Linked DNA regions of Mus musculus: region 2 is linked to region 1. A link is a contact called in ENCODE Hi-C data. All regions are on one chromosome and are shown on one strand. The core of a region is the stretch at or near the end of the contact, and the rest is flanking DNA. Distances in the headings are between cores, read along the strand shown.

Evidence for each region. Hi-C counts contacts between places; a loop is a spot of excess contacts on that map.
Region 2: a map of T-helper 17 cell shows a loop between it and region 1 (93-fold over the local background). The contact joins the promoter of Eif4a3l1 here to the promoter of Olfr214 in region 1. A Hi-C loop is called at or near these places in 10 of 37 maps with a recorded cell type or tissue (ES-E14, Patski, T-helper 1 cell and 5 more).

What each region holds. Positions count from the first base shown.
Region 1 is chr6:116,554,203-116,560,718 of GRCm38, reverse strand. Olfr214 (olfactory receptor 214) reads right to left here and starts at 4,292. Exons shown (of 1, transcript NM_146759.1): 1 at 3,330-4,292. The coding sequence starts at 4,292. The coding sequence ends at 3,330.
Region 2 is chr6:136,325,216-136,330,955 of GRCm38, reverse strand. Eif4a3l1 (eukaryotic translation initiation factor 4A3 like 1) reads right to left here and starts at 3,417. Exons shown (of 2, transcript NM_001142734.1): 1 at 3,308-3,417; 2 at 973-2,435. The coding sequence starts at 2,413. The coding sequence ends at 1,178.

The sequences.
Region 1 (6,516 bases), core at 3,043-5,542:
GGAAGGGAGGCAGAAATGTATGCTGGAGTTAGAGGGTCCAGGATCAAGATGTACCTGTGAGTGCTGGGAGCTAGAAGTGAGTCAGAGTAGTTGAAGGCTCAAGAACTCTTTATTTACCCTTCAACCCTGACAAGAAGGCAGTGAGTGCTTATTACAATTCATAATAGGAATAGAAACTTAATATCTGGTAGTTGTGTAAGAAAATTAGTAATGCTGAAAGTTAGCAAACTAGCATATCATATTTGAATACAGCTTTTCAGTTTGTCATAAAAATGCAGTATGCATCTAAAATACAATCAGCAATTCCATATTTAAGCATTTATTGTGGAGAAATAAAAGCTAACATTTCACATAAACATGCTCAAAAAATATTTAGAGAAATTTAACTTGTCAAAGCTGAAAATTGAAAAGACATGTCTTTCAACAGGTAGACTGTTATACAAACTGTGATATATATCATTTATATCTCAGATACATATACACATAGCAGGGAACAATACTCAACAATAAAAAGAATGAACTATTAAGACATACAATGTCTTAAATGAATTTCCAGGCAATTATAAAAAACTAAAAAAAAACAATTCCAAAGGTTGCATCCTATGTAATTATATACATACATATATACTTTTATTATATATATAAACATGTATACACATCCATATTTGTGAAAATGGAAAGTTACTGAAATGGAGACCTGAATAGTAATTATGTCAGGAGAAGTGAATGTGGCTCCTATGAGAGCAAAGGAGGCATCCTAGGGATGATGGAAATGACCTTAATTTGACCTCTTCAATGTCACTGTCCTGACCACAATATGCAAGAGACATACATATGTATATCTATATAGATATATAGATGTGTATGTATATGATATTTTATATATATTTAATGTGATTTGGAGGGAAATTTAAACACAGATAGCATAGACCCATTTCGTATTCGTTCTTAAAACTGCACATATAATTATTCTAAAACTAAAAGTTTATTTATTTAGGTAGGTAGGGAGTTTTGTGCTTCTGTATGTGCATGTGTGGGGAGGGGGCGCGGGGGGAGGCACATGCATGCATTCCACAAGAACTATGCCAAGGACAAAAGCCAGTCTGCAGGAATCAGTTCTTTACTTCAAGCATGTGGGTTCCAGGGAACAAACTCAGGCCATCAGTGTTGACGGCAGGTGCCTTTGCCCATTTAGCTCTCATAAGGGCTCTAAAATTTGTTGTTTATTTTTAAATTATTTTTTATTGCACTTAATTATTTAGTGGGAGGTATAAATGGCACAATCCATGTGTTGGGTCAGAGGACATCACTGAGTGGTTTTAGAGATAAACTTGGGCCCCCGGGCTTGGCAGCAAGCACCTCTACTCACTGAGTCACCTGATCAACCAAAATATAATCACTTTCAAAGTTCATCCTTTTCTTCCATGGCAATTGATGGAAAGCTTCTCCTATGTGGACCAAGTGTTTGCTCACTGATAAAATAGTCAGAACTCTATTCAGCATTTCCAGAAACATCACAAAGAAGGATGTAATTCATTATGACTTCCTTGTCCCTGAGAGGCTCCAACTCAGGTGTCTGGTAGATACCCTGTGAAGACAGATTCCTTTAAATAGCAAGTGCACACAAGAACTGAGTGAGGCATCTTTGAATGGTCTATGAGGATGATGCTCACTTTTTCAGCTGGATTGTAAGACTATCAGAAAGTGCACAGACCTCTTACATTCAAGCGGTGCACACTGTCGGTGCTCCTGAGAGCTCCTTGCTGTTATTTTTTATTCATAAATATATAATTTATTACTTTTTTTCTGGAGAAAGAAAAGGCACAGATGAATTTGTCTCTTAGCAGCCATTACTCTCAGGATATTTTATAATCAAATTGTTCCCAGGCTATGTAACTGTTGTGTCTTTTATCAGATTATGCCTTAAAATAACTAATCCTCAAATATCCTGTAACACACACACACACACACACACACATACACACACACACACACACACACACACACACACACACACACACACACAGAGAGAGAGAGAGAGAGAGAGAGAGAGAGAGAGAGATCAAAACCAGAGCATGCATATGGGCAGTCTGCTTCCCCCTAGGTTCAATCATCTTTGTTACAAGCCACTTCTCTAGGGAACCTAAGAACTATAACTGGCTCAATTTTCATGCCTATTTTGTTAATTCTGAAATGTGTGTTACATGAACTTTTATTATTGTGAATTCTGTTAGTTGTGGTATAAAATGGCAGCCAGAATTCTACTTAACCCAAAACATTACTCGCAGACACTTAAAATTACATTTGTAAAAAATCTAACTTGAGAAGCTAGAAACAGTTATGAGACCATCTTCTAACAAGCTAATTGTACAGGGCTTTGCAATATAAAGTCTAAGAAAAAATAATCATATACTAAGAGATTTTGTATTTTTTGTTTCAAGAACACATTAAAGAAAATTATTAATAATATTTACTACATCAAGATGATGGTAAATTTAAAGTGTGCATATCAGTCACCCAGAGTTATACTAAGCTATTTATGTCTCTAAAACAAATAGATCCAAAAGAGAAAGAAATATATTTATTATTGATTTGTTTCAAACCCACTTTGTTTCTGATATTTTTAAATGTTGAATTCAGCAAATAAAGTATAAAGAAAAAAATTGACCTATTTGTTTAAGTATCAGAAAATTCAAGCAAAAGAATGTATCATACACATCGCATATTGACTCTGACTGAGAGCTGATTTTTTAACTCAATGGCTTTGTGTGACTCTGATCTGTCAACATTCTTTCAGGACCATTTCTAGAAACCTTCTTGGATAAGAAAATCTATGGATGTTCAAGGTTCTTATGTAAAGTGACCAAATTCACATACAATCTATGCAATCTTCAAATACCTTTCAATCATGTCTAACTTACTTATACTAACTACATGTTATCAATCCCATGTAAGCATGTTTAATTCACACATCCAAATATTTTTGTATCCCTGTTGGCTGAACCTGCAAACATATGATTCACAGAAACAAACAGGGCAATGTTTTTGTTAATATTGTTTTATTTAATCCATTTATGGGCTCTCTATAAATGCTGTCTGGGTTGGACCAATATGAGGCCAAGGAATAGAAATAAGGGAAGATATTTGTCAACCCAAGGTGGTGTATGATTTTTTTTTCAAGTTGTAACTGGCATTGGAAGGTAAGTAAGCACAGATCTAGTGAGATTGGCACAAACTAAATCACTATAGAGATATTATAGAAAGGGTTTCCACTGTGGAGGAATTTCAATTAGATGACCAAGAAGACTCACCTTCCGGAGCAGATGATACTATTTCTGTAAGTTCACCCTGGATAGTGCGTCCCTCAGAGCTTGGTGGACCTGCTTGTTGCGCAGAGTATAGATGACAGGATTCAGAAGCGGCGTCACTACCGTGTTTACGAGAGCGGCCTCTCTGTTGGATTCAAGCCTGCTCACTTGCTTCGGTTTCACATATATAAACACACAGCTGCCATACATCAGAGAGAGGACGATGAGGTGGGATGAGCAGGTGGAGAAAGCTTTCTGTCGATCCTTGGCCAATGGAAGACGCATGATTGAGATTAGTATGTTGCTATATGCAAATATAGCCGCAAGGACAGATGTGAAAAGGACAACCACAGCGACACCGAAGGCCATGCTTTCAAGAGATTTGGTGTCTGAACAGGAGAGATGAATTAAGGAGCCAAGGTCACAGAAGAAGTGGGGAATGACATTGGAGCCACAGAAAGACAGCCTGGAAAGCCTCAGAATCACACCGGTTACTAGGATGAAGGAAAGCACATAGCTGAAGAAAACCAGAAGGAAACAGACCCTGGGGTTCATGATGGCTGGGTAGCGCAGAGGCTTGCAAATGGCTAGGTAGCGATCCAAGGACATCACAGCCATGTGGAAGAAAATTGTGGACCCAAGAAACAAAAAAGAAAACGCTTGGATGATACAGGGAGTGAAATGAATTGTTCTGTCTCCAAAAAGAAAGATCGCCAGGAGCTTCGGGATAACGGTGGAGATGAAACAGCACTCGCAAAAGGAGAAACTCCTGAGGAAGAAGTACATCGGGGTCTGCAGGCGAGGATCGGACCACGTGATGGCGATGATGAGAGTATTTCCTGTGACTGAGGCCAGATACACCAGCAGGTGCACGAGGAAGAGGACCTTGCCCAGGTGCTGAGCCACAAGGAAGCCCTCCAGGACAAACTCCAGGACTGTTGTCTCATTCCACGCCTTCATCCTTACCTCCACTTCTTTTGCCATCAGCCCTCCTTGATCTGGTAGACAAACCTGCTATCACCAAATAATAAATAATTTAATGGTGGTCACTGCTTTTAAATGTTGCTTGCCTAAGCACAGGACCTGCACGGCCGCACCAGGTTCTCAGCTTGTTGTGGCTCTTAGCTTGATTTTTTTTTTGTTGTTGTTGTTGTTGTTGTTGTTGTTGTTGTTGTTGGATTCATTACTGTGAGGTCAGGAGTGTCTCTATCTCTTTTGCTCACTTCTTGGGATTCTTTTGCTCCTATTGGGCTGCCTTGTTCAGCCTCACTAGGAGGGTTTTTGCTTTGTCTTACTGTATCTTGTTTTGTGTGTTTGGTGGTTGTCTCTTGGAGACCCGCTTTTTTTCTGAAGGGAAACGGAGTGGGAGTAGGTCTAGGGGAGAGGGGAGCTGGGAGGAGCTGGGAGGAATTGAGGGAGGGAAAACTATGGTTGGGACGTAATGTATGAGAAGAGAACCTATTTTCAATTTTTGAGAATGTTCAAAAAATTGCTCACCCTTATTCTAAGGAGTCATATTCTAATTTTAAAATATTTTATTGTAGATTTTTTCCCTTCTCTCATTTCTGAAATACAAATGTGAAATTTATAGTTTGGTTTTGTATTGATGTTTAGAATTATATATTCTTAAAATATTACCTTTGGATCATCTCACTTAAGATAAAGAATAAAACAGAGAGTCATAGTTTTGAAGATGAAAGAAACATATTAGTATCACACAACATCACAAGTGCCACCCTATAGAAAATAGTGGTAGTTTCTAGACTGTGGACCTGTGATATGAAGCCCTCCTATGTGATGACTGTGGCCTCTGGAAACAGTATTAATGTTAAAACTAAATGTTAAAACAGTATTAATGTTAACATTAAAAGCTATAGACATACTGTCACACTCTAAGCTGGGTTTTAAACAAAGTCCAAATGTGTTATTTCCCACTTCCCAGAAGGAGCTCAAATGCCTGCTTCCATGAGATTGGTGATAATCCAGTGGCTGAGATTAAGTGGACCTAGGGATGGAGATGGCAAAGCAGTCCAAGCACAAAGAAGAAAAATGTAGTGTGTAACTCAGTGTCCAGTGCCTTCCACCACCCTTGAGGCATGTCTGCTTCTGCTGGCCTCCACAGTTTGCCCATGATCCTCCCCTTCCTGTGAACATTGTTAATAAATGATCCCGTTGTGTTTGAAGTCAATCACTGAAGACAAACTAACTTTCTAAGAGCCATTGCCCAGTAGAAGGCAGAATGGTGTGTAACTGCTCAAGGGGGAAGGGTGGGCATTTGAGTGAAACGTTCCAGTGAAAACTCGTCACAAGTTAGTTTGCCTTAGTTTCTTGATTGCCCAGATCTGCAGCTTTCACTGTGCAGAACCTCAGTGCTGGCTTAGTCAGGACTAACCTCTATTTCAATCACACATCCTCCCTTCTGCAACACACTTACCAGCAAGCAGCTCCCAGCAAAGAGATGCCCTGGGTAGATGTTCTTTCTTCCCACAAACCGAAATCTTTCTCCTAGGAAACAAAAATAAATAAATAAATAAATAAATAAATAAATAAATAAAATAAAAATAAAAGATCAGTCTCACCAAGAGTTGTATGTCTTTGACCTATAAAACAAATAATGCTTGCTTTATATTTCAAACCACAGAAAAATCATTAAGACTACTTATTTTTAAGAAATAAAGAGATTTCTAAACCTGAGGAAACTAACAGCCATTCTCTCCCTTACAGAAACCTGACAGGCAAATTCTAGACCCTTTGAGGCAATTCATAAAACCCAAACCTGCACTAGTACTCGAGGGAGTTATCATCTAGAAATCCAGAACATACTCATATTCTATGGAATAGTCACCCACTCCATAGGACATGGATAGCACACTCATCCCACAAAGTGTATTAATTTTATATTGGGCCTGAAGGCATAGACTAACATGAATGTCACACCTGACAGGTTGTATATCCATTCAAAGAAATCATTGGAAAGAGGACAGTAAATGTTAAATCTTGTTTGTGGAGGTTGGTAGCTACTTTCTTATCAACTAGTTATGGAAGACCATGCTGGAGAGGTGAAAATAATTGCAGTCATAAATGAGAATATATTTATAAACATTATTATTATGCACTATTATATACTACCACAGGGTTGTGTACTGTCATGGGTGAAGTCACACAGGGTCCAAAAGGACAAACCTCTAGGACATTCATTAGAGGGAAA
Region 2 (5,740 bases), core at 2,168-4,667, about 20 Mb before region 1:
GTCCCACCCATCTCTCTTCTAATTTCATGTATTCTTTTAAAAAAAAAAGGGGGTTATTAAAATCCCTGAGTCTAATTAATGCTGCTGTTTGAAGACTTAACTATACAATAAGGCAAGAGAAGGGAACATGAGGGAATCAGATGGGAACGGAAGATGAAGAGACCCCATGGACCCCACCTAAACCTCTTATATCTGAAACACTTTCAGCAAAGTGGCCAGATACAGATTAACCCAAGTCAGCTGCCTTCCGTTATGTCAGTGATGAACTTTAAACTGCAGATGCTCCGGCTTCCATGCCTAGTGCTATAGTTCCAGCTTTGCAGCACCACAGCCGGCCCAGGGCTTCTGCGTGCTGGGCAAGCGCCCTACTAACAACTCCACCAGGTTACTGGTTTTTAAAATTGAGTCTTGTTCTTCTGGTTTGCCACATAGTATAATCCACATGCCACCTCCTTTCATTTTATTTCCTTACTGAGATTAATTATGGGTGCTTGTGTTTATTTTCTGGGGCATAGACAACTTACCAGTGTCTACACCTCTGAAGAAAAATGGCTCCCTGTCATCCTCTCCCTTGCCCCCAAACTACTAATTGTCAATAACTCCTTTGCTATGGGTGGGGCCCAATGTTCAATTTTGGAGGGATGTCAGTGCTCTTAACTGCTGAGCCATCTCTCCAGCCCAATTTTATGTTCTTAACTATATACAAAGTGTCTTTACCAGCCTGATCCTACAGCAAAACTATCAGCTCTTTAGAAATCTCTTTATACCTGTGAATTTCTCTCTCTCTCTCTTTCTCTCTTTTAGTTTTTTATTTTTCTTTTTTTTTATTGGTTATTTATTTCATTTACATTTCCAATGCTATCCCAAAAGTCCCCCAGATGCTCTCCCACCCACCATAAGTTTTTTTAAAAATATTTATAGTATAATTTAAAATTTTTATGCCAGAATCATATGCTATTTACTTTTTTGTTTCCTTTTAAAAAAATTTTCCCCCCATGGGAAAATGTCCACTTTTAATGTAAAAGTTTAAGCATTGGGTCATTTACACGTGCATTAGAAAAGATGGCGGAGGCTGAGGGTCTTCCCGAGGGGCTCCGAGAAGACAGTTCATATCAACCAACCCCATTAAATAGAAGCTTCTGTTTCCAAACAGGGCCTCGGTGCACCAGCACCAGCTTCAGATGAGGTCAGCCAGGTTCATGGGCATCTCGTCTATCTGGGTGGAGTAGTACTGCTCGATGTCCCTGAGAATCCGGATGTCATCATTCTTCACAAAATTGATGGCCACACCTTTTCGTCCATACCGACCCGATCTCCCAATTCTGTGAATGTACAGTTCTCTGTTGTTGGGCAGGTCATAGTTAATGATGAGGGACACCTGAGGGACATCCAGGCCTCGAGCCCAGACATCTGTGGAGATGAGCACCCGGCTGGCACCTGACCGGAACTCCTTCATGATAGACTCTCGTTCTTTCTGGGGCATATCTCCATGCATGGACGACACAGTGAAATTGGCTTCTCTCATTTTCTCTGTCAGCCAGTCAACCTTCCTCTTGGTGATGCAGAAGATGACGGCCTGGGTGATGGTCAGCGTGTCGTAGAGATCACACAGAGTATCAAACTTCCATTCCTCTCTTTCCACGGCCACAAAGAACTGTTTGATGCCTTCCAGAGTCAACTCATCACGCTTCACCAGGATGCGGATGGGGTGGGTCATGAACTTGTTGGTCATCTCCAGGATCTCATGAGGCAGTGTGGCACTGACGAGAACGACCTGTGTGGCTGGTGGCAAATACCTGTACACATCATAGATCTGCTCCTTGAAACCTCTGTTCAACATCTCATCAGCCTCATCCAAAACCAGCATCTTGATAGCCCGTGTCGTTAAACTTCTCCGGCGGATCATATCAAAGACGCGTCCCGGCGTGCCTGCCACCACATGCTGCCCGTAGTCCAGCTTCCGGATGTCCTCCCCGACATTGGTGCCCCCAACGCAGGCATGGCACTGCACGTTCATGTAATCTCCCAGAGCGAGCAGACCCTTCTGAATCTGCACCGCTAACTCTCTGGTTGGAGCCAGGATCAAAGCTTGGGTTTCTCGAACCTGGATATCCAAGCACTGGAGCACTGAGATACTGAAGGTGGCCGTCTTGCCTGTGCCAGACTGAGACTGTGCGATGACATCTCTCCCTTTCATTATCTGCTTGATAGCACGCTGCTGGATCGCTGAAGGTTTTTCAAAACCGTAGGCGTAGATGCCGCGCAGCAGGTCCTCTCGCAGGCCCATGGTGTCGAACGTGGGGGTCGCGTCCACCTCCTCGCTGGTCTCGAACTCCACTTTGGTCATGCCGTCCTCTTTGAGCAGCCGCTTCCGCGCCGAGCCAGACGTCGCCATCCTGGTCGTGGTCGCCATGATCCCGATTCCGCTGAAAGACCTTAAAATTTTTTATTTACTTACATTTCAAATGTAAACCCCTTCCCTGGTTTCCCCTCTGCAACCCCCTATCCCATCCTCCTTTCTTCTATGAGGCTGCTCCCCCACCCACCTACCCACTCCCACCTCACTGCCCTAGCATTCCCATACACTGGGGCATTAAGCCTTCACAGGACAAAGGGCCTCCCTTCCTACTGATGCCTAATAAGGCCCCTTTAGCTCCTTCAGTTCTTCCCCTAGCTCCTTCATTGGGGGTCCCTGGATCAGTTCGATGCTTGGCTGCGAGCATCGGTATTATTGGTCGAGAGCTGGCAGAGCCTCTCAGGACACAGCTGTGTCAGGCTCAGGTCAGCAAGCACTTCTTGGCATCTGCACTAGTGTCTGAGTGTGGTATCTGCATGTGGGATGGATCCCCAGGTGAGGAACTCTCTGGATGGCTTCTCCTTCACTCTCTGCTTCATTCTTTGTCCCTATATTTCCTTTAGACAGGAGCAATTCTGGGTTAAAACGTTGGAGCAGGGTGGGTGGTCCCATCCCTCAAGCGGGGTGTGTGTGTTTGTCGGGTTGCCTAACCTCTGGATATGGTCTCTCCAGGTTCTCCCTCCCCTCTGCATGGTATTTCAGCTAATGTCATCCCTGTAGGGTCCTGGGAGGCTCTTGCTTTCATGGCATCTGGGACTTTCTGGTTGCTGCCCCCAACTCCCCGCCCCCCCCCCCATTGCTACACACCTGTGTTCAATTTCCTGACCCTCTGTACATCTTCTCCATCTCCTCCCATACCTGATTCTTCCTCTCTGTATTAGTCAGGGTTCTCTAGAGTCACAGAACTTATAGATAGTCTCTATATAGTAAAAGAATTTATTGATGACTTACAGTCTGCAGCCCAATTCCCAACAATGGTTCAGTCGCAGCAGTGGTGAATAGAAGTCCAAGGATCTAGTCGTTACTCAGTCTCACACAGGAAGCAGGCAAAGGGCAAGAGCAAGACTCCCTTCTTCCAATGTCCTTATATTGTCTCCAGCAGAAGGTTTATCCCAGATTAAAGGTGTGGTGAAACACACCTTTAATCCCGGATTACCTTGAACTCGGAGATTCAATCTTCTGGAATCCATAGCCACTATGCCTCAAGATCTCCCTACCAAGGTCCAGATCAGAATCTTCCATCTCCAAGACTGCAGATAAGGGTCACTGGTGAGCCTTCCAATTCTGGATTGTAGTTCATTCCAAATATAGTCAAATTGACAACCAGGAATAGCCACTACACCCTCTTTTCCATACCCTCCCTCTCTTCTCTTCCCACCCTCTACTTCCCTTGATTATTTTGTAAGTAGGACTGAAGCATCCACACTTTATCAGTAAGTGCATACCATGTGTGCTCTTTTGTGACTGAGATAGCTCACTCAGGATGATATTTTCTAGATCCATCCATTTGCCTGTTGATTTCATGATGTCATTGTTTTTAACAGCTGCGTAGTACTCCATTGTGTAAATGTACCTACCACACGTTCTGTATCCATTCCTCTGTTTAGGGACATTTGTTTTTTGTTTTTTATTTTTTTTCCTAGCTTCTGCCTATTATAAATAAGGCTGTTATGAATATAGTGGAGCATGTATCCTTATTAAATGTTGGAGCATCTTCTGGGTATATGCCCAGGAGTGGTATAGCTGGGTCCTCTGATAGTACTATGCCCAATTTTCTGAGGAACTGCCAGACTCATTTCCAGAGTGGTTGTGCCAGCTTGCAATCTCATCAGCAATGGGACTAAGTGTTGAACATGTAAGAGTGTTGCTTCTCGGCCATTAGTGATTGTTGCTCCCAGTTGCTATTGATGTTATTTTTATGTTTGTGTGGTTATCTTCTAATGTGTTTGTTGAAAGGAGATTACTTTCTTCCTTTTTCTAGGGTGCAGTGTCCCTCCTTGTATTGGAGTTTTCCATCTATTATCCTTTGTAGGGCTGGATTTGTGGAAAGATATGTGTACCTTTGGTTTTGTCATGGAATAGCTTGGTTTCTCCATCTATGGTAATTGAGAGCTTTGCTGGGTATGGTAGCCTTGGCTGGCATTTGTGATCTCTTAGGGTCTGTATAACATCTGCCCAGGATCTTGTAGCTTTCATAGTCTCTGATTAGAAGTCTGGAGTAATTCTGATAAGGCTGCCTTTATATATTACTTGACCTTTTTCCCTTACTTCTTTTGATATTCTTTCTTTGTTTTGTGCATTTGGTGTTTTGATTATTATGTGACGGGAGGAATTTCTTTTCTGGTCCAATCTATTTGGAGTTCTCTCTTCTCATCCTCTCCACGAATTCTCTCTCTCTCTCGTTCTCTCTTCCCCCACTCCTCTCTCTCCCTTCCTATGGTGACTTCTCTAGCCTCCTTCCTTGGGGTTCCCAGAGAGCAAGCCTCAGGGTGTCAAGACCATCTGACTCTATAGCCCAGGCCAGTAACTGTCAGGAACTGGGCATGTGAGAAGTTGATCTATAAGTGATCTGGGTAGGGACACTGATAGTTGGGGACTGTAGCAGTGGGTATATAGAAAGAAAGGAGGTGCTGTTATCCTGACCTCGGATGTTTAGCCATTAAGTGTTTTTATATGTCTGTGATTTAAGATTGTGAAAATGATTGTGGTTTCACAGCATATGCCGTGTGTAATTTGATTGAGCAGGTAGCCGACCCTGAGTACTAAATCTAACTTCATCATCCTGGTTGCCTTCACTGTAACAGACATTTAGAGTCAGTGACTGGTGGTACAGCCTTTGGGCTGTAATAGTAAAGCTATTGCTGCAGACTTGGGTCGAACAGAACCCACTGCGTTCCACTGGAGAGCCTCTCCTCCAGAGCTGGCCCATGACCCGTGTGGTGATGACGTCATCAGAGTTGTTATTTAGTGCCTGTACTCTACAGCTTCAGGATGGGGACATGGGGGATGGAACGTGGGTCATGAATTTTTACCATTAATACTCCCCTTTCCTTTCCTCTCTCTTCAGTGCCTCAAAAACTCCTCTGCCTATTGCTGCTCTTCCCTTTCTCCCTCTACCTTCTTTTTCCCTCTCTTTCCCCTCCCCCTTTCCTCCCTCTTCTGTCTCCCCTTCTCCTCCCTCTCCCTTCTTTTCCCTTCTCCCCTTCTCCTCCCTCTCCCCCTCTCCTCCCCCTCTCTTCTCCTCCCCCTCTCCTTCTCCTCCCCCTTCCCTCTCCCCTCTCCTCCCCCTCTCTTCTCCTCCCCCTCTCTTCTCCTCCCCCTCTCTTCTCCTCCCCCTCTCTTCTCCTCCCCCTCTCCTCTCCTCCCCCTCTCCTCTCTTCCCTC